Regions from separate parts of the Mus musculus genome. Here all the other regions are linked to region 3. The links are chromatin loops, found by intact Hi-C in ENCODE. Cell type or tissue: left cerebral cortex. All regions are shown on one strand. Each heading gives the region's core, and the rest is flanking DNA. Links, peaks and the distances in the headings are about the cores only.

Evidence for each region. Hi-C counts contacts between places; a loop is a spot of excess contacts. Peaks named below come from ENCODE experiments on the same cell type or tissue, not always from the same donor. Only the 100,000 strongest peaks of a DNase experiment are listed, where the experiment ranks them.
Region 1: it touches region 3 in a loop (4-fold over the local background); 13 of 42 quality-filtered maps call a loop at or near these places.
Region 2: a loop joins it to region 3, with 4 times the contacts of the local background. A loop is called at or near these places in 13 of 42 quality-filtered maps.

The regions. Positions count from the first base shown.
Region 1 is chr8:18,959,850-18,967,044 of GRCm38, forward strand. The region is part of intron 1 of Gm40464 (a long non-coding RNA gene); the gene reads left to right. Among named protein-coding and RNA genes, the nearest start is that of Xkr5, 12 kb to the left of the region's middle. In left cerebral cortex, for the core only: no CTCF peak of the experiment used is centred there; a DNase peak (open chromatin) is centred at 3,847.
Region 2 is chr8:18,950,076-18,957,270 of GRCm38, forward strand. It overlaps Gm40464 (a long non-coding RNA gene), which reads left to right and starts at 192. Exons shown (of 3, transcript XR_870173.3): 1 at 192-355. Xkr5 (X-linked Kx blood group related 5) reads right to left here and starts at 900. Exons shown (of 7, transcript NM_001113350.2): 1 at 801-900. The coding sequence starts at 858. In left cerebral cortex, for the core only: a CTCF peak has its summit at 4,086 (motif pointing right); a DNase peak (open chromatin) is centred at 4,081; H3K4me3 peaks cover 109 bases.
Region 3 is chr8:19,154,097-19,161,291 of GRCm38, forward strand. Spag11a (sperm associated antigen 11A) reads left to right here and starts at 3,791. Exons shown (of 2, transcript NM_153115.1): 1 at 3,791-3,903; 2 at 5,161-5,482. The coding sequence starts at 3,849. The coding sequence ends at 5,315. It also overlaps a transcript of Defb14 not described here. In left cerebral cortex, for the core only: a CTCF peak has its summit at 3,589; a DNase peak (open chromatin) is centred at 3,646; H3K27ac peaks cover 1,180 bases.

The DNA.
Region 1 (7,195 bases), core at 1,250-6,249, 190 kb before region 3:
AATGCAAACCCTAACTAAGACACAAGATGGTAGACTTTAAGGTTTCAAAAGCCCACACTAGGCCCAGTCTCTCTCTGTGCTGTTATTCCAGCACATGTGACACCATGATAAAAATAGACTAAATCTCTAAACTGTAAGCCAGACCCCAATTAAATGATTTCTTTTGTAAGTGTTGCTTGGTCATAATGTCTCTTCACAGCAATAACATAGTGACTGAGACAAATCTCTATATCAATGACTGGAAAGATCTCATACCTAACCTGCAATAGCACAAGCCCGAGGTGTTTCCCACCTCCCCCATATCCCCAAATCATTCATTTCCCCTTTAAAGGTCAACTTAGAGTTTTGATTGGTGGAATGTAGTGTGGTATCACTAAATCAGTCTTTTCAGTTATGATAGCTTGTGGTGTGATGTTTGAGTGTCCATCCTTTTGGCTTCTCTAAGCTTTATTTTTTTAAACTATTTTTAACTATGTATAGATAGGTGTGTGTGTGTGTCTGCATGTGAATGTGTGCATGTGACTGTGGATGCCTATGGAGGCCAGAGGCATAAGATCCCCTAGATATGGAGTTACAGATGGTTGTGAGCTGCCATATGGGTGCTGGGAACTGAACCCTGGCCCTCTGGAAGAACAACAGATGCTCTTAGTCTCCAAGCCACCTCTTCAGCCCCGGCTTTAGATTTTAAAAATATACATCATGACTCAGTTTGGTTATCCTGCTGTGAGCAGAACTTGAACATTTCCTTGTGCCCAGCTGAGTGTACACACTGTGTAACCAGCAGCTTCATGTTCCTCCCCTCCTCCTGATGCTACCAACCCCACCTTTTTCATTTTTTTGAAAAATTCATACACGTATAATTCTATCTTGAACATATTCACCCTTACTCCTTCCCTGTAACTCCTCCTCAAACCTCCAAACACATCTCTTTTGCAATTTCATGTCTTCATTTTTTTTATTATTATTATAACTCACAGAGTGTAGCAAGTGCATCTACTGGGCAGCATGGAATCTATTAGTGGCCACTCCCAAAAGAAAGAACTCACTCCATCCCCAGCAGATCCCTGCTTAGGCTCCTTAGTTTTGGTTGAGGTCTTAGAAGCCTGTTCCCAGTCCTTGCTGGAATTTTTTTTACTGGCTTGATTTTGTGTGGGTCTTGTACAGGTAACCACAGATGCTGTGAGTTCATATGTGTACCTGCCATGTCACATCTAGAGGAGAGCACCTCACTGCACGCCTCATCCCCTGGGGACATTCTTTCTACCTCTTCTTTCCTGACACTACTGAGCCTTGGGATAGGGATTTGGTATCAATGTCCTATCTTACACTTTCTGTCTTAGTTAGGGTTTCTATTACTTCAACAAAACATGACCAAAAAGCAAGTTGGGGAGGAAACGGTTTCTTTTACTCACAGTTCCATAGAACAGTTCATCCTCAAAAGCAGTGAGGACAGGAACTCAAGAAGGGCAGGAATTCAGAAGCAGGAGCTGGTACAGAGGCCATGAGGGAGTGCTGCTTACTGGCTTATTGTCCTTGGCTTGCTCAGCCTGCTTTCTTATAGAACCTGGGACCACCATCCCAGGGATGGCACCACCCACAATGGGCTGGGCCCTCCACCATCAATCACTAATTAAGAAAATTCCATACAGACTTGCCTACAACCTGATCTTATGGAGATTTCTCCTCAATGGGGGTTCCTTCCTTTCAGATAACTACCTAGTGTCAAGTTGACACAAGAGTAGCCTACACACTTGTTATGCTCAACACTTCAAATGGCTATGAGTTTTTGTATTGGTTACTACCTTCTGCAACAGGAAACTTCTCTGACAAAGATTGGGGCATCAAAATCATTATGAAGCATAAATATTTAGAAGGCAGTTTAACAACATGACTACTTAGCAAAATATGGGCCCATTGGGGCTATGATCTTTCTAGCCATGGGTTCAATTACAGTTAAGAGAGCTGAAGTTTATCCTTATAAACAGGATTATATAAGTTTTGTGTTTGTATATCAGTATTGTAGCATGGTGGGTCTAATGTTGGTTAAAAGTATTGATGTATTTCTTCCACAGCAGCCTAGGTGGCTCTTTGCATCACTTCTTGATTGATAATTAATGTGCGAAGGTCCAGCTCACTGTGGACTATGCCCCCTCTGGGCTGGTGGTCCTGGCTGTTCTAGGAAAGGAGGCTGAACAAGCAATGAGGACCAAGACATTAAGCAACAACACTCCATGGCTTCTGCATCAATTACTGCCTCTAGATTCCTACTTGATCAGCTTTAGCTTTTGCTAACCTTAGCAGGTGTACTGATTGGGAGGAATGGCTTCCTCTAATTAACATGACTTTAGTGTTCTGGCAAGCTAAAGTTTTATAACTTGTCTCTAGTTCATGCCCATGAATAAGGTCTGTGAATTTATACTAAAGTTATAGAGTTTGTTAACATTGTTGGGGAGTATCTGGGTTGTGTTCCAGACATCTGAATTTCTCCTCCATGGCCAACCAGTACAGGGAGGGGACTGGAACATGTGGAGGAGACATGGCTTTGTTTATAGAAGTAGGTCTATTGACCACTGTGACCACATACTTGGACACTTCCAATGAGTTTTGAACTAACCCTTATATAAGCTCCAAAGGTCCATCCTGCCCCAGGCCTCATTTGATTTAGCTCGAGGCTTTCACAAAACTCATTGATATTTAAATTCCATCTTGGACTGTCTTCTTTCAATACCCCACCATAGCTTGGCCTTTAAGTACCTCTGTAGGTTCCATGGGAGTCAATGGCCAAGATCCATCCCTGGAGCTGCCAATCACTGGCCATGTGACTCAGGAATTGCTATTTATACTTAATTTTTCTCTCTGGAACATCATAGGGACTACTAGAACGTCTTGTAGTTTTCATTCTTTTACTCATTCCTACATGCCAGAGGTTTACCTAGTTAGGGCAGTTCACGGTATGTGATGGTTAGTTTCAAATGTCCCCTTGCCACAACCTAGAACAACTTGTGGGGAGAGTCTTAGTTGAGGAATTGTGTACATCAGTTTGGCCTGTGGGACATATTTCTCAGGGATTTTCTTTATTATTCAATAATGTAGACAGGCCCAGCTCACTGTGGTTGGAACCATTTCTGGGGCAGGCACCCTTGAACTATATAAAAAAAGCTATAAGGACAATGGTTCCTATTGTACTTCTTTTGCTGTGAAGTGAGTTCTTTGGTTAGAGGTAACACTGAGTAGAATAACAAGAAATCATTCCTGCCTTCAAGTTCCTGTCTTGCATTCATGTCTTGAGTTCCTTCACTGATGGGACTGTGACCTGAAATTTTACTCTGAATAAACCCTTTCTTGCCCTATGTTGCTTTTATCCAGTCAGAGTATTTTATCACAGCAACAAAAATAAAATATGAATCTAGGACACATTAGTGAGTGTCTCAAGTATAAGCTATACATCCACTGGGCTGACAATGATGTGGGTACTATGCTTTGGGATAAGGGTCTGTGAGTGGAGAAGCAGACCCTGGTCATCTTCAACTCACTGTGGCCAGGTAGGAATATCACCAAAGCTTCTGTGTTTTCAAGAAAAGGAAAGACTTAAATGATACATGTGGTGGTTTGGGTAAGAATGGCCCCCATAGACTAATGTGCTTGAATACTTGGGCCATGGGGAGTGCCAATATTAGAAGGTGTGGTCTTGTTGGAGGAAGTGTATTACTAGGAAATGGGCCTTGAGGTCTTAAAAGTTTAAGCTAGTTTTCTGCCTGCTGTCTGCAGCAGATGTAGACTCTCATCTCCTCCTCCTCCTCCTCTTTCTCCTCCGCCTCCTTATGTCTATTTTTATGTATCTATACTTTAGTAGAAAATAAAACTGGAAACTCAACAAGTTTTGGGAAATTAAAATTGATTTGCATGGCTACATAGTGGTCCTTGAGACTCAGTAGAAATCTTTATGTTTAGTTCAGAAAACAATGAGAAAGCTCGTTCCTACATTAAGGTTCTGACCAGCACATGAGTCCCGTGGACAACGCTTTACTTCTTAGTGCCCTTCCTTGAGGTTACCCTAGGACATTTCAGACATCAGTAGCCCATGAGCCTTTGGGGCTTTCAGAGCCTCTCTACTTCTCCCTGGAGATAAGCTATGTCTTTTAGTTTGCTATTTCTAGAAAGTGGATAAAGCATACAGTAGTGACAGGTGATACTGATGTAATGCTATTTTCTAGGTTCTGGATGAATTGATTTGATGATTAGGACTAGTGGCACCTTGTCTGCAGTAGGCGGCCTTCTGAGCTACTATCCCTTAACCCTGTGACTATCAAGTCACTGTGAGTAGTTTGTCTTGGTTAGAAAGCTGGCTTTCTAGTGTGAGGAGCCTTCCTGTAGGATGAAGAGAATCATTCCTACATCGAAAATGTCTTTCACATTCAGAACAGAGGTGAGGTGCTGAAAGATGCAAAGGACTGTTTGAGGCTAAACCAGCATCTCCATCTCTGTCTGTCCTAGACATGCATAGCCATAGAAACACAGACCAAAAAAGACAGATGCCCAGAAATACATAGAGATGGATTTACTGAGACAGACTGAGGCAGGCACACAGAGGTAGATACTGAAGACCTTTGAAGAATGCTAGGTAAGACCACTTATTCACAGGATGTTATCTTGTCATTTTGCTCCCTCATGCCTAGGACTAGTTAGCATCAGCTACCCTTGGTCCCTATATTTCCAGCCTTGACACATTTTTCAGCTTCTTTCCAACCATGATCTTGGAGCAGCAGAACATCAGAATCAGTAAGTAGAGCTGCACAATTTCCACATGGGCCAGAGTTCAGAGAAGATGGGAGTTCTAGGCTGATGAGCAGCCAGTGCCACCCCAAGGCCTGATTGTGGCTGTATTTATAGGCATCAGGATTGCATGCTACCAAAGATTAGGGAATCTTTGGTGACATTGGAATCCAGAGTATATCTCCTATGATCAAAATTACTGTCAGTTGTCATAAGTTATTTACAGTCTTGCGGGTACTGTATCTCAGTATGGATGGATTTTGTGTCATTTTGGGTATCCCGAGTTGTTGTCTCATGCCTGGCTTACTTTGTTCTCAAGGTTAGGGGGTACTGAAGGCTTTCTGGCAATGAAGCTCATAGTATGATCCTCACTGTTAAAAATGATTATGATTATGTAAATAGCATTTTACATTATCAGTATCAAGCAGTAATTCCTGGTTATGGGAAACAAACAGGGGAGAGTGTGTAAAAGGCATTAACAACCTTCAGAGTCATCAAGAGGTCACAAAAAGTACGAGTCAGTTGCCAGGAACAAAGTTCAACTTGTGCTATAGAACTGGTTCAGTGAGGAGTTCCCATTGCATGAGAAACCAGAACATACACAACAGCAAACACTGCTACCACCAGCCGAATTTCACTCTGTACCAAGGCATGTACCTCTCAGATCTTTTGATACATTCATTATACCACTATGAGATGGAGGAAGGGAGAGAGGAGAAGAGAGAGAAGGAGAAAGAGGGAAAGAGAGGGAGAGAGAATGAGAACACAGAGAAAAGGATGGGGAAAAATTTAAAGAATTGAAGAGACATGGGTGGAAATAGAGACATGGACTGAAAATAGATTGATATCCAGAATTGTAGAGAGACAGATTCACTGAGACAAGAGTGTGGCAAACATATAAGAGCAAAGATTGAGCAATAGAGACAGAGTCCCCTTTCTTCCTGTTCCCCTCCGTCCCTCCCCCCTCCCTCCCCCCTCTCTCTTTCTTTCATAAAAAGATGTGTATGATTGTAGATGTGCATGTACCATGGCATGTGTGTGATCACAGACCACTTTTGGACATGGGTTTTCTCCTTGTACTGTGGATTCCATGGATCAAAGTAAAGCTGTCTGGCTTGCACAGCAAGTGCTTTTACCTGCTGATCTATCCCACAGGCTTAGTCCTTTAAGCAACAACAACAACAACAACAACAACAACAACAACAACAACAACAATGAAACAAAAATCCCTATCATTTGGCCTCATGATACATGTCTAAACTTGATAATTGCCCTGGTAGTAGAGGAGAGGAGTCTCAGTCACAAGTTAGATCACAGGAGAGTCTGGGAAAGAAAGCCCTTTGGTGTTCATTCAGTACCTTGAGAGGTTGCTTGTGTCTTTCACGGAGCTCTACAATAGCAAATTCCTTAAACACACAACTTAAGTCTGGTGAACCAAACCAAACTGGAAAGTTTATTATTCTCCAGGTCATTAACTCTTTTATTGTTGTTTCTAGAATATTCATTTTTCTCTCATATATATGAAGAGGTCTTTGTTGGTTTGGAGTTGAGAAGTGAGAAGCATAAAGTGGATTCTATCAACACATTTTCTGGGATACAGTTGAGCAACCAAGACTTAGAAAAAGACTGGATAGGTGATTCTATGGTGTCATGCAGGGACCACTAGAAGGAGCTCGAAAGCGACAGCCCTAGAGGAGTCCTGAGGCTCTGGACCTTAGGGTGTGTTGGATTTCAGGGGATAGTACTGGCTAGGTTTAGAGCATCTATGGAAGGTTTAGCACAGAGGCTTGCTAAGCTTTCTGGAGACACAATTCCCTTCAAAATTGTGAAGACGAGTGGAGTGAGGTCTAATCGTGGGGATAAAGAGATACAATCTCAGATTTGCTGCTTTCTCTTGTGCTGTTTGTATCCCTGTCCTTCACTGAGGCATTTAGCATAAGAACTGGGCTGTCCAGGAGATTATACCATCTTTTCCTTTTCCTACTTTTATAACTAGAGACATTTCTGCAACCTAGTGTTTATTCCTTTAAAACTGGAATGACATTATCATTAGGCAGTTGTTATGTAGCTGAAGCAAGACAAGAACTAAAACCCCACAGAAGGCAGCTGCTTGGCATGATCTTTCATATCATGAAATGAAAGGAAATTCTGTCCCAGAAAGGGACTTGGAGAATTGGAATTCCCTGCTCTCAGTCTAGTAGATGCTTGGTTCTTACGGTTATGCTTGTAGAGCTCCAACCACCCTCTGACAATTTTTGGGTTCATTTCTCACAAGATAACCCCCAATCCAGCTTGCATTCCTCAGCAGAGTGTATGGGGAAGCAAGACCATTCCCTGAACCTTCCATTTTGCCAGTAGCTATGGCCATCCTGAATGCTGACGTGAATAGAGCAGTTGGTTATGCAGGCCACTCCAGAGGTGG
Region 2 (7,195 bases), core at 1,040-6,039, 200 kb before region 3:
ACAGTGTACTTCCTAGTCTCTTAGGGCCTAAACTAGCGCCCTTTGGGATTCTGAGTGGGTGTTGGGGACGGGAATCTGCAGGGATTATTCTGTAAATCAGAGGTAAATTTCAGAGATACCATGTCCAAGAAGGGACGCGGAACCTTGTTGGATCCGGATGGTGGAGTTTCCCCAGGGACCGGGCCTTGTAGGAGAGTGGCAGAAGTGGGCGGAGGCACTCTATGCCAGCACTGAAAGGGTTACAAATTCAAACGCGAAAGGCGCGAAAACTATGGCCATCTTGCTTCATCTCCGCTACCCACAGGACCCTTGTCTTCAGTAAACCAGCGTTCTGCTGTGTCACAATCTCGAAAGGGTAACCAGTGTCCTTTGGGATCCCACCCCTCCACCTCTCCCAGCTCTTGGATCGCATGCCACCCCAGCCCGGAGCCCGGGTGTCCAGGGAGCCAGGGCGCCTCACCAAGTGCTGGCGCTCCAAAGTAGCCTCCTCACGCAGCTCTTTGCAGAGCACCAGCGAGAGGAGAGAGAAGGGACTCAGGGCTCCGGGTTTGGAGTATGGGGAGGATCCATGCATGGAGGGATGTCTAACTGGATGGAGGAAATCATGCATGGTGAGGGGATCACACAGGGAGTGCTCTGCAGGCTAGGACGGGAGATCATCGTGCGTGCACCGGCGCAGTGTTCGCCGCTTGCCTGCCTGCCGGAGGAGGAGGAGGCACAGCGGTGGTAGATGTGCCCCGCACACTGGGTTGGAGTAGGGTATTGGAGGGGTGAGCACTCGCGGGCTGCGCCTCACTCACGCGCGCTTTGCTCGGCCGCCTGCAGCAGGGCAGAGAGCCCCAGGAGCCCCGCGTGCATCTTCTGAGCTGCTGCTGCCTGTGCCCGCCCCTTCCCCTGCCCGGGACCGGGTTGGGGAGGCTTCCGGCTTGGGGCCCCAAGACAGGAGGCTTTTCTTCCCAGTCAGTTACCAAGTTGCTAGTAGGGTTGGGGTGAAGGCGGGGACAGGGGGCAGGAGGAACCGACAGGTTCTTAGGGGGCAGTCTCGCGGTCTGTGTCAGATTTGCATGCTGTCCCAGCCTCCTAACGGCTGTAAGACACAATGGGTTTGTTCTGAAGCGAAATGGGTTAGTCACTGGGTGGTCATAGTCAGCGGGTTTGCTCAAAACAGAGTCCACTTAACTACTAGTCAGAGTGGTGTATGTGTGTATGTGTATCATGGGAGGAGGAATTTGAAAAGCTGATTGGGACTTTTGAAAAATTTCAGTTGTGTGTCCAGAAAAGGGAAAGGAAACACGCCTAAAATGGCATCTGAGCCTTTAATAGCCGCTTTGCTTTCAGACCTTTCTCCCAGGTATCCTTGAGGGGTTAATCCAGATCCCCCAAAGCCAGAAGTAAACCTTCCCACGGAAAGTCTTTCTGGGAGATGGGAAAGCATCACCCTGACATTTGTTTCGATGTAGAGGTTACACAGGACTGTGGACGTGGGGACAAAGATTGTTCTGAATCGTCCATGCCCAGCGGAAAAATGTTTTATAACCCTTGAGCAGGCGTGGCAGGAAATTACTAAGTAGAGGTCAGGCCTACAGCGATTCTGCCCCATAGAATTCTTGCGAAGGAATAAGAATACACAAATTAGGACTGGAAATAAATGCTGTTCATGATTAGTGATGGGTGGGGAACATTTCAATACATTTCTCAACATTTTTAGCCTTAAAACATCCCACCACACTCCCCATCCAAATTCCTAGGTGTACGGTTTGAGAAATAAAAACATATTCTATATTTCATTTGTTAAAAACAGTCCAAGGCAGGCAAGGTGGGGGATCAGGACGTTGGCTGCCTCTCTGGTCTGTCTTGTGTGCTGTGTCCAGTGTGGAGGGACATGGCCCCCCAGGTTCAGAATCCTATAAATGGAGATCGCAGAAGGGTCAGCTGGAAGACACAACTGGGGATTCCAGCTGGGATATTCTATCTGATTCTATTCTATTTGATTGGCTGTGTGGCAAAGGTGGTTGGTTCATAATCACACCTCCTGTGCCACCAGCCTCCCTTCTCTCTACCTTTCTTTTCTTCACAGCACTTATCCAGTTACGTTTCCTCCTTGGCTAATGTGTTATCTTTTACCAGTCTGCTATGGCAGGAGGTGAGGTGCCTTCATTAGACTAATGACACTGTCTCTAGACCTGACTCAGGGGAGGCTCTTGTGAGACAGACTTCCTGGAGAGACAAAACATGACAGATAAAAGCAATGGCTGCACCCTTGTCCAGCTTGGTGAACCAATGAGTATTTACTGTGGTGACTAACTGGAGTGGGGGACTCATTACTTACAAGGAGCAGGGATGTCTCAAAAGCAGCGGCAACATCAGAGAGATCACCCTGACATGGGTTTAGATTTCTCCTGCAGGCTCCACATGGCATTAGACCAGAAATGCTGGTATTCTCTATCCTTCAAGCTGACTGGGGAAATCTCGCCTGGGTAAGGTAGATGCGTTGAGAGATCCTTTATAGTCTCAAGATTCCCACTCTTGGTAAGTCCCAGGCCCTGGCTGATATGGCCCGATTAGATTGTTGGTGGCCTCTCTGGAGAATAATCCAGCTTCCCAGAGAAGACTTCCCTAGGGTAGGTAGAACTTCTTACGCACAGGATGTGTCTGTGCTCAGGACTAAAACGGGTCCTAGAATGAGCTAGGAGCTGCCTGTGATAGGCCATCCATCTCCTTGTTTCCCACAGGACTGCTTGTAACTCTGAAGGTTGCTGATTCAGGCCTCCCAAGCAGGGTATGTCCTCCTGCTGACCCCTCAGGCACAGGACCAGCTCTTCTCTGTTCCCTTTAAATCCTGCATCCCTACCTCTCCTGTGTATTTAGTTGGTGCGGAGACTTTCCTGCCATCATAAAGGTCAGGGGAAGAAGGCCATTGTAAGTGTTGGCAAGAGATGGTAGTGAATCCTTATGGTTCCCACAGGGCCCAGAGCAGAGGGAAAGGGGGAGGGGGAGGGGGAGAGGGAGAGGGGGAGGTAGAGGTAGGTGGAGGAAAAGAGGGGGAGGGGGAGGGGGAGGGGGAGAGGGAGGTAGAGGTAGGTGGAGGAAAAGAGGGGGAGGGGGAGGGGGAGGGGGAGAGGGAGAGGGGAGGTAGAGGTAGGTGGAGGAAAAGAGGGGGAGGGGGAGGGGGAGGGGGAAGGGGAGGGGGAGAGATCTCACTTGGTATGATATGAACGTGGCCTCTCTGTGAGAAGACCTTCCTGTAAGCTAGAAATACTTTCAGCACAGGTGAGTTCTTTATGTGCTGATAAAACATGGGAAGTGGAAGATGCCAGAATCTGCCTGTGAATAAGCCCTATGTATGACAGGCTCTTACCCATGTGTCTCAGGGGACAGCTCACAGATTCGGAGGGTTGCCACTTTAAGCCATCGAGCTAGGATGTGCTCTCCTGGTGTTCCTTCATATCTAGGACTGTTAGTCATTTCCCTAGAACCGTCAGTCATTCTCCTGGAGCCTTGTACCCCTGGCTTTGACAGGTGTCTCAGCTTCTGTGGGACCTGGGTGACCTGGGAGAAGAGTAGCCGAACAGCAGGATCAGATAGTATCGGAATCTATCATTTCTACCACGTCTAGGACGCAGATATGAGGTGCCTGTTGGACAGTGGTGTTCCAAAGCCCTGTGTTGGCTGTATTCATATGGATCAGGAATGCACAGTTTTATAGCTGTGCATGATATCATATGATATTGCAATGCAGAGTGAAGTCCTCAGAAGCAGCCCTCTGTCCCCTGATGAGTCTCCAATCCTGTGGGCAGCATGTCTTTACGGTTAGATTTGCTTTTATCCTGGATACTCCAGGTCAGTATCTCCTTCCAGACCTGTTATGTTTCCAAGTCTGGGGTGTTTGTGTAATTCTGGCAAGGATTCCCACAATAGGGCCCCTCCTGCTCCAGGGGAAAGAACATGACTGTGGAGGGTCAGCCATCAGCCAGTTTCTGTGTGCGTTCAGGCCTGTGCTGCACAGGGCTGTATAACTTTCTTCCAGTAGGGGTCTCAGCAGCTTCATTTTTGCAAACAGACTTGTAATCCTTGAATGGTTTCAGCTCAGAACGCAAACACCCAGCATGGCCAGCAGAGGGCAGCCGCGCATCCCATTCAGAACTGTAACTATAGTTGGTCATTCCGTTAGTCACCACAGGTTCTCGACGATTCCACGTATTCCCCCTACTTGAAAATAATATTTAAATCTATCATTTGAGAAGTCCATCGTGTATGCGGTGCGTTTTCATCTATCCATTCCTATTCTATCTAACTTCCCTTGGATGCTCTTTCCCATGTTCACCCCACATTCATGCATTTAAAACTCGTTAGAATTAGCCCACTAAGAGCAGTATGCACATGGGTTTTGGGTTACCTCTAAGGATAAGGACAAACCACCAGTGGCACATCCCCCAGATAAAAGCATGCTCCTATCTCAGCAGCCATCAATTACCCCAGCTCCTCGGTTAGGACTTGGCCCCTGGGACCTTTCCTTCCAGGCTCAACTTTTTACTAGGACGATCTTGTTCAGGCTGGGTGCAGGGAACAATAGCTGTTGTGGGCTCACAAGTGCTATGGCCCTGTCATGTCTGGAGCACAGCATTCCTTAGTGTCATCTCCATTCTTTGGCTTCCATGGTCTTTCCGCCCCTTTTCCGTAACAATCCTTGAGCTTTCTTTTTCCTCCCTCCCTCCCTCCCTCCCTCCCTCCCTTCCTTCCCTTTTTTTTTTCTGTGTAAAAGCGTTTTCCTTTGAGATACTCACAGTCTCCCATTTTCAATTTTGTTTTGTAGTTGGTGCTTTTGAGTTTAAGACAATGCGCTGGCTTTCTGTAAGCAGAAACATCTCTTTCTGTTTGCCTCTCCTCTAACAGGTTGAGGTTTATATTCGAGTATCTCACCCAACTTGATTTTGTATTAACATATGAATCCAGACAAGTACTGCGGGTCTGAAACCCAGTCTCTGGAGTTCATGCTGTGATTGGCTGAATTACAATGTAAAGTTTTGACTCTAGTAACACGAGGGTACTAACTAGGAATCAGTAGGGTTCTAATGTGTGGCTGATAGGCAGGGGAAATGTCTTATAACGACCCCAGTGAAGCTTACAAATACCTTCTGAGAGTTTCTGAACATTTAAAAGATTTAGGGGACATTGGTTTCTTAAGTTTCTGCCAGGAGAACCAGCATAATACATGCATCTGAAAATGTGAACTCTCTTTGCCTAAGGAGTTGCTAATCACCATTCTGCAGCAGGTGCCAGGCAGGCTTTGAGTTTCTTGGGGACATTCCTACCAGATACCTATCAATATTGGACTCCCATCAGTCTCCTCAAAGCGAGACACACAGTGTGACCAACTAAGAGGTGAAGAGTCCTCTAAAGAGCTGATTTAATTTCCTAGCAAATAGAAAGGTAAACTGGGAGCAGCGTGTGGGAGTGGGTCTTATGTACACGGGGCAATGGAAATAAAACAAGAACCCCAGTTCGAGCAGGTCATAATTAACAATATTGGCCTAGTTTCCACCCATTCTCCTTTTGATATTGTATCTCAGTGAGGTAGTCCCTGCATTTCTGTGCTTAGTTGTTTGGACGACACATGGAGTGTTGGCTCTATGTGCCCACTATTGCAAGTGAAACTGTCATCTCCCTTGGTTGACATGGGGGTTAGGGCACCGAAGCCTAGAGTTACTGGAATGTGATAGTGACTATCACACTCACTTCTCATATCTTTCTACCTCGTTCTTCCAGGAAGTGTCCCCAGATGGTCCTTTTATAAATGCAGGGGAGACACTACCCTATCAGCATCTTTGGAGAGCACAGCAGTGGTCTTTGTAAGTCACATCTTACGCAGAGGACTGTGGCCACTGACATCTGTAGCCAAAATGAGATGGGTGAGCATTTGGATCTCATGGCCATGGGGCCTTGTGTCAGTGTGGAGCTTTCATAGGTGAGGTAGATGTGGTGACTGGGGTTGGGCCTAAGTAAGCCTGAAGTTACATGCCAGTCATAGGCAGAAGTAGCCTATTCCCACATTACTGTTTCCACACTATCAGCTTCCATTTCTTCTTTCCCAGAGTAGGGTAATCCAGGCTTGTTGAATTGCCCATAATACATAGTGACAGCATCTTTGATCAATGGTGATCGATCCTTCACTGAGCAGCCATTGCTGACTTATTTCAAATGCTGCAAAATACCCACACTTTTTAGAACAGAATTGAAATTCACAAAGAACTCATTTTAGCCACAAGAAGGTGTATTTCAAAGAATGGTTGGCTTTATTGAGAGGGTGATTGTGAGTGCTCTACATGGCCTTTTGAACCTTTCACATTATTTGCAGAACTGGCTTGTTCCTCTAAGACAAGGCACTAATTTGCTTTTGAAATGCATAGCATGGGTTGGGGTAATATTTTCCTCTGATATTCTGTCAATCTTTAGCAAGGGATACAAAGGCCAGGATGGCATTAGAGCCCATAAGGAGGGAAGAGAAACATCCCAACTCCTTTGTAGTAGCTGCCGTGATTTTTAACACATGTAACAAAGGCAGGAGAGACGGCTCTACAAAGCACACAGAGGATTTTCTCCTTTAAGGAGGTTTTGAACAATTAATTCGTGATGCTCAAAAGGAAATGAGACCCATATAGAGTGCAGTCCCCAAGGATAGTAGTATGGTTCAACAGCCATATATGATACAGGATTATTATATTGGAAAGGGCATACATAGTTCCTTTTCAAGTTTGATCCATTCAAGGCATAGTCTTACTTATAGCCTTGGCTGTATTCCACCTAGCCGGTCTGCGACCCCCTCAGCCTCACAAATGTCCCAGATCAGTTTCCCAGATGTTAGAATTATCCATATATAATGTAGTGCCGGACTGTAGAACATTATGATCACAAAGAAGCATCCTAGAGGGCGGTGGTATCATGGAGATTGGGAGCTAACAGAAAAACACTCTGTTTCAACCATCTTACACTTTTCACAGAGCAGCACCATAGGCAAAGGGCACTCACCTGTCCCCTGACTGCCAGACATTCACCTACACACCCAGATCTATATCCCTTTTCTGGGTCATTTGGATTCATGTTTGTCATGATGACCCTAAGTGGGAGGAATGTTGACCTCATTTAGGATCATAGCCACTCTGGAAGCTAGTAGTTCTAGGTTTTGTTTTCTTTAGTG
Region 3 (7,195 bases), core at 1,438-6,437:
ACACAAAGGAAAAAAAAAACGATGAGAAAGAAATTAGGGAAACAACACCCTTCACAATAGTCACAAATAATATATAATACCTTGGTGTGACTCTAACTAAGGAAGTGAAAGATCTGTATGATATGAACTTCAAGTCTCCGAAGAAAGAAATCGAAGATCTCAGGAGATGGAAAAATATTCCATGCTCATGGATTGGCAGAATTAATAGAGTGAAAATGGCTATCTTGCCGAAAGCAATCTACAGATTCAATTCAATCCCCGTCAAAATTCCAATTCAATTCTTCACAGAGTTAGAAAGGGCAATTTGCAAATTCATCTGAAAAAAACAAAGATCCTAGGATAGCAAAGAATCACTACCCCTGATCTCAAGCTGTACTACAGAGTAACTGTGATACAAACTGCATGGTACTGGTACAGTGACAGACAGGTAGATCAATGGAACAGAACTGAAGAATCAGAAATGAACCCACACAACTATGGTCACTTTATCTTTGACAAAGGAGCTAAAACCATTCAGTTGAAAGAAGACAGCATCTTTAACAAATGGTGCTGGCTCAACTGGCGGTTATCATGTCAAGAATTTGAATTGATCCACTCTTATCTCCTTGTACTTAGGTCAAGCCTAAGTGGATCAAGGAACTCCACATAAAACCAGAGACACTGAAACTTATAGAGGAGAAAATGGGGAAAAGCCTTGAAGATATGGGCACAGAGGAAAGATTCCTGAACAGAACAGCAATGGCTTGTGTTACAAGATCAAGAATTGAGAAATGGGACCTCATAAAATTGCAAAGCTTCTGTAGGGCAAAGGATAGTGTTAATATCACCAAAAGGCAACCATCAGATTGGGAAAAGATCTTTACTAATCTTAAATCTGATAGGATATACATAATATCCAATATATATAAAGAACTCAAGAAGATGGACACCAGAAAATTAAATAAGCCTAATAAAAAATGGGATACAGAGCTAAACAAAGGATTCTCAACTGAGGAATACTGAATGGCTGAGAAACACCTAAAAATGTTCAACATCTTTAATCCACCAGGGAAATGTAAATCAAAACAACCCTGAGATTTCACCTCATTCCAGTCAGAATGGCTAAGATAAAAAACTCAGGTGACAGTACATGCTGACGAGGATGTGGAGAAAAAGGAACACTCCTCCATTGCTGGTGGGTGTGCAAGCTGGTACTTGAGTATTGAGAGTAGAGGGGGAATAGTTGAAAGGAAAGTATTCAGAGTATGGGGGATAAGAAGGGTGGGTGAATGTAACCACAATACAGTGCCTTTGTACACATTTATATAAAAATAGATCCATTAAATGCCACTAATAAGACAGCTATAAATTTATATTAAAAAAACCCTTTAGTACAGTTTGATAACTTCATGACCTGATTTGAAAAACCAACTTATTGATGGCAGAAATAAATGAATAGCATCCATGTTTATTCTACTTCTCCTCTTCCAGGGTTAAGTCTGTTTCCAGGGAAGAGATTGTGACAGTGACTGTCAAGTGAGAATTGTGAAGTCTATCTGGAGATTGAGGACAGAACTAAGAAATCAATTTCACTGACTGCTCTCTCCAATACCCCAGTACAGATGCAGGTTTGTATGGATACTGTAAGGCTGTAAGGAGTCTAGTCCAGTTTGTTCCTACACACAGCATAGTTATCAGTGTGAGTCTGATCTTCACACATGCATATGGTTCATATCTCTTTTACATCCTTAATCCATAAGTATCCCTTAGTGCAACGACCCATTCTATTTTCACTCATTTTTATGGTTGGTTGATTGAATGAGGACACAGTAGCCATTTCATGGTCCCATTCATCCTAAAGTTATATTATCATTGGTACTTTGGGTTTTTTTTCACATTTTTAAATCAATTCTTGGAAATTTTTGCCCAATTCGTTTTGATCCTAGTCGGCAACTTTCTGTACTTTTACGAAGGACAGAAAGTCCTGTACCTCAGGGACCGATTGCTGGGGTCCTCAGACTTTGATCATTGTCGTCAAGCTGGAGATATCTGATGGACACTTTGTCCTCTCTGCAGACGAAACTCACAGCTCAGTTACACATTATCTGGTGTCATGTTTGACTCTTCTTTTTTCAAAACCCTCTTTTGCTCAGGCTGGAGTTCAAATATGTGTGTTGTAGACTAGTTAATTGGGATGGAGGTCAGTCGACAAGAACATTATGGAGCTGTTATAAAACTGAGGAAGGTTTCCATGTTCCCACTTAAAACATTTCTCCAATATATGCCAAGTCCAGAATAATGTGTGAAGTCTGCTGTTTAGGTAGCAAGGAGGATATAAATGCATATACGCCTACTTACAAACTAGAAGCTACTGGAGGGGCTAATGAGAAACTATTAGAATTTTCATTGAAGTATTGAGGATAGAAGACTTAATTTTTTTTTTACTCTTTGATTTATAGTTGATACACATTAATTATGTATAATGAGTTTGAATATGACAGTTTAATGCATATACACTATATTTTGGTCACGTTCACACCCATTGCTCTCTTGTATCCCCTCCTACTTCCGAACAACTTAGTCTGCTCCCTGATGTCCCACTTTCATGTATTTAACTGGCCTTGAGTGATTTTAGGGTTGCTTACAGACATTGATGAAGGGTTCTTGACAGGAGCCTGGAGACCTTAGCTGTGTTGACACCACTGAATAAGATGTCCCTCAGCCTTCCAGCAACTATTCACTGCACTAGGCTTTGAGTCTCTCCCCTTCTCCTTGGCAGGATGTTGGCCAGCCCAAGCTTGTGCAGGTAACCCCAGCCACTGTGGATTCAAGAACAAATTTGTTAGAATCTTAAGAAAAGCGAATCCAATTGGCCAGAGACTAAAATAAGGACAAAGTAAGCATCTATTTGTTTCAGGTTCAGTAAACCTTCATGGGAAATCTGCCCTAGATTCTACTTCAGAAACACCCTTTCTAATGATTGCTTTCTGTCTCCAAAATCCAAATGGAGTCTCTATTCTGTGCCCACAAAGCCCTATAAATCTCCTCTAGATACACATCAGCATAACTCCAAATCTCTGGAGGCTCCCTGACCCCTCCAACTAACTTCTTCAAGTGGGGGACCCTTGAGGCATCTGAGACGTGCCTTCCTCTTCCATTGTGGACAACATTCTGGCTTCTGACATGTTGGTTTTGCAAATCTGTGAGTTTGGCGTGTTCTAGCTGGCCTTCTGCCGACTTTCCATTCCTGGGGTGTGGCAGTCTTCGTCATGTTTTCCTGTTCTCATTGCTGTGATGGAGATTACTGGTTTGTTTCATGGTGTTGTAATGTGCCACTCACATTTTGACTAGAGACTATGATGAGTAACACTACCCTGTAGGTTCTTTTACACCCTTTTAGGTTCACACGGGACTTTGTTTCTTTGGGCAGATATCTGGGAGTGGCTTCTGGTCACAGGTGTTCTCAACTGAGGTGGATCCTGGCCAGTTGAATACTTTGAAAGCCAAGGATGCATCTCTACTGAGTTGAGTCTCTGTCACCTACCATCTTACCACAGCACCAGGGCTTGGTGCAATGTAGCCAGTTGCCAATGTCCCCAGTGGCAATTTCTTTCTTTTCAGGTTTCACATGCTACAGTGGCCAATTTCTGCCTCTGGGGAATGTCAGAATGCCTGTCTATTTTTAGGTAAAAAAGAGAGAGTAGCTGGTACCATCTGCCCACAGCCTAACTCAGTAGAGCAGATAAATATACTCATTCCACAGTAGCATTCTCCAAAACTATAAAGGTCTCCTGTTTGTCCTTTCAAACCTGGATTAACTCAGTCATCAGTCACACCTGCTTTCCTGCACAGAGAGCGAGCCGTAAAACATGAAAGTCTTGTTACTCTTTGCTGTCTTCTTCTGCTTTGTCCAAGGAAACTCAGGTAAATGTCTTCTGAGCAGCCCTGGAGAAGGCAGGACCCTTTTTCAGTTTGTAGACAGCACTGAGGTGTGTCCAGGTATAAGCGTCTGGCACACAGAGTTGGACCACTCTGAGGCTCAGGGCTGGACCACTTTCATAATGAAGAGGTTTTTTGTTTGTTTGTTTGTTTGTTTGGTGAGAGTTGTCAATTTTACAGCACAAGACATAGAGGCCTCTTTTCTCCAAGACAAATAGAAAGACCTGATTGCAATCTGAGAGTTTATTCAGGACAGAATTACAGCCACACATGTGTCAGAGCGGTAGCTGTGGACAAAGGGTAAGATTACTGCCACGCTGTGAGCAGAGAGGGTATTCACATCTAACGGCACTTCCCTAGTTTTTGCATATAGCCTATTATATCCACAAAACCCCAGATGTACCCTTTAAATGAATTTTCAGATGAGAGAAAATGGGTTACCTTAAGAAAGCTAGAGTCCAGATTCTGAAACCTTTGAATTATTGGCTCTTCGGTCAAGGTGGACTACCCCCACATCGCCATGTCCTCTCCAAACCATGGTAGACGTGATGAACACAGTATCATAAATCAGTCCCTGTCTGAAGTCTGGCTATTGCAGGAGACTATTTTTCTAAACATGTCAGGCATACATTATGTTGCTGTTGCTTTTAAACACAGAGTGTGTTTAAAAAGCCTCTTTGAGGAAGCTCCCCCACCCATCCACCCACTCCCAGCCTAGCCTACTGCCCTGGTATTACCCTCTACTGGGCCTTCTTAGAAGGGTGAAAGGCCTCTTTTTTTCACCGTCTCTTTCCTACAGTGCTTTCTTTCTGGAGACTCTAGTTGGTTATATTTTTACCTAGAAGGCAATACAAGAGACATTTTAATTTTTCTTCTTTTTAATTGTAGTAAGAGTGAAAAATCTGGCCACAAGCTGAGAGGCCTACCCAGTCCTGATTTTTTTACAACCTGAGACCTTCCTCCTGTTATTCTGTTTTCTTAAATGCCATGCTCCCATCCCCACAGTATACTTCTGTCTCCAGGCAGCTGAAGGACTCTGCTGGACCAGGGCCTACAGTGGGCCAGGTGATTCCACACACAGCCTGTCATGCCCTCCTGGAAACACCACGAGATATAAATGATTGCTATTGAAAGCTAAGGACTAAAAACTCAGTGGCACTGAGACCAAGCTTTGTTAAGAGTGGAGCAGATTCTTCACTGAGGCCTGGAGTCTCTGTTTATCTCCCTCTGTTGTATCCACAGGGGACATCCCACCCGGAATCAGAAACACCGTGTGCCTCATGCAACAGGGCCACTGCAGGCTCTTCATGTGCCGTTCTGGTGAGAGAAAAGGGGATATCTGCTCCGACCCCTGGAACAGATGCTGCGTCCCCTATTCTGTTAAAGACAGAAGATAGAAGACTGAGGTTGGGAGATCTGGAATGTGGGGCGCAAGCAACTGAAGGGTGGAGACTTGGAAATGCCCCAAAGGCTTTGAGTATGTGTGGCTGACGGTGCATACTCAATAAACATTTGCTAAATAAATCTATCACCGAGGCAAAGGTCCGGTGAAAGGATTTTATGGAAAAAGGTGTTAATTTGCTATTTATCTACTTTGTCTTTTCTCTGTCACAGGTAATGTCTCTTACATACTCAGGAATAGGGTAAGCAGAAACCAAGCTCGGCTGTAAACGCTGTTTGCAAAGCGACAGGAATGGCTGACTCACTGGCTGTGTGTCCTCTATGGCGTTCAGCACATCAAAGCGGACATTGGCTTCTCTCCTCTTGCTGAGGCCTCCAGGGCTCCTGCTCCATTTCCAGAGCCTTCTCACACTGTCACACCAAAACCTGAGTAGAACTTTGTAGCCTTTCAGCATGGTGACCTTGTTGTCTTATAGAGAATATAGTAAAGGTTCAAACATGGCCATTCTGGGGATTTGAGAAAAATGAAAACAAACAAACAAACAAACAAACAATCCAAAAAAACGCATGAGGCCAATCAAATTGCTCCAAGTCAGAAATCCATAAACAGGACTCTTGAAGTGCCTGTAAGAGTGTTCATTCTGTTACATTTGTCTTTAAATGTTGGCTTGTTAATTTGTGTGTGTGTTGTGTTTGTGTGTATACAGTTTGTTTATGGGTATTATATGTATGGTGTATTTGTGTGTATCCAGTATGTTTATGGGTGTATCTGTATGCTGTGTGTATGGGTGTATATGTATGGTGTATTTGTGTGTGTACAGTGTATTTGTGGATGTGTTTATGGTGTTTGTGTGTGTGTGTGGTGGGGGGGAGTGAGTGTGTACACCTGCTCATGCCATGTGCACATATGGAGGCAAGAAAATTTGGGGATGGGTTCTCTCCTTCCCTCATGGATGTTAGAGTAGACCCCAGGTCACCAGATCTCTGCAGCCAGTGGTTTCATCGGCTGACCCCACCTCCCAAACCCATTCTGCTATTTTAAAAGCATGTGTTCCTGAACACTTAAAGCTCTGCGGGACCCCTTGTGCGAAATTTCCTAACATTGGGGAGTTTGCTGTTCTTCTCTGCAGGCTGTTCCGCTGTGGGGGCAGGAACCTAAGAATTAATGAAAGGAACTAATGAAGGTGAGGGGTGCAGAGGCTCACTAAGGGAAACGCTGAATCAGAGACCACATGCCAAGCTTTCTCCTGATTAGCAGATAAAAATCCTTTCTTTCCGCGTTTCTGCATACTGATTGAATCTACTTTGCTTACGAAATAGCTGAGCCTCCTTCAGGGTTCCTGCCTGGATTCTCATCCCAAGTGACAAAGAACACTCGACATTCTGGCTTGGCCATTCTTCAGCCTCTTCTCAGTGTATTCTTTATTTATTTTTCTAAATATCATTCCTGGAACTGCACAAAAGGACGCCTCCGTCAGACACACCAGCATCTCTTGTTCCCACAGAGAGTAGAACACGTGTGCCCGTGTGAACGCCTGTCTTGGGAGGGCGCTGGCTCCAGGTTCAGCCTCTGCTCTGAGGTTGTGAAACTCCAGCCCACAACAGGAGAGTCACCTCTCCAAGCTCAACAGAACTGGTAACAATAAACCGGAAGTGGCAACGGGTGGCGAGATCAGAGCAGGATCCGGAGCCTGGTTCCTCCCTCGCAGAGGAGGCCAGTGACAGGCGTTCCTGGTCTTAATACTTCTCAAGTTAGAAGAAGCTGGGCTAGAAAGCTGAGGCCCCAGCACAAGACACTACCAGCTTTCCAGGTCAGAATGACCCTGCCTTTAGTGGCTCTGGGTGGGACTCTCCACAAGTAAAGCGATGAGGAAAA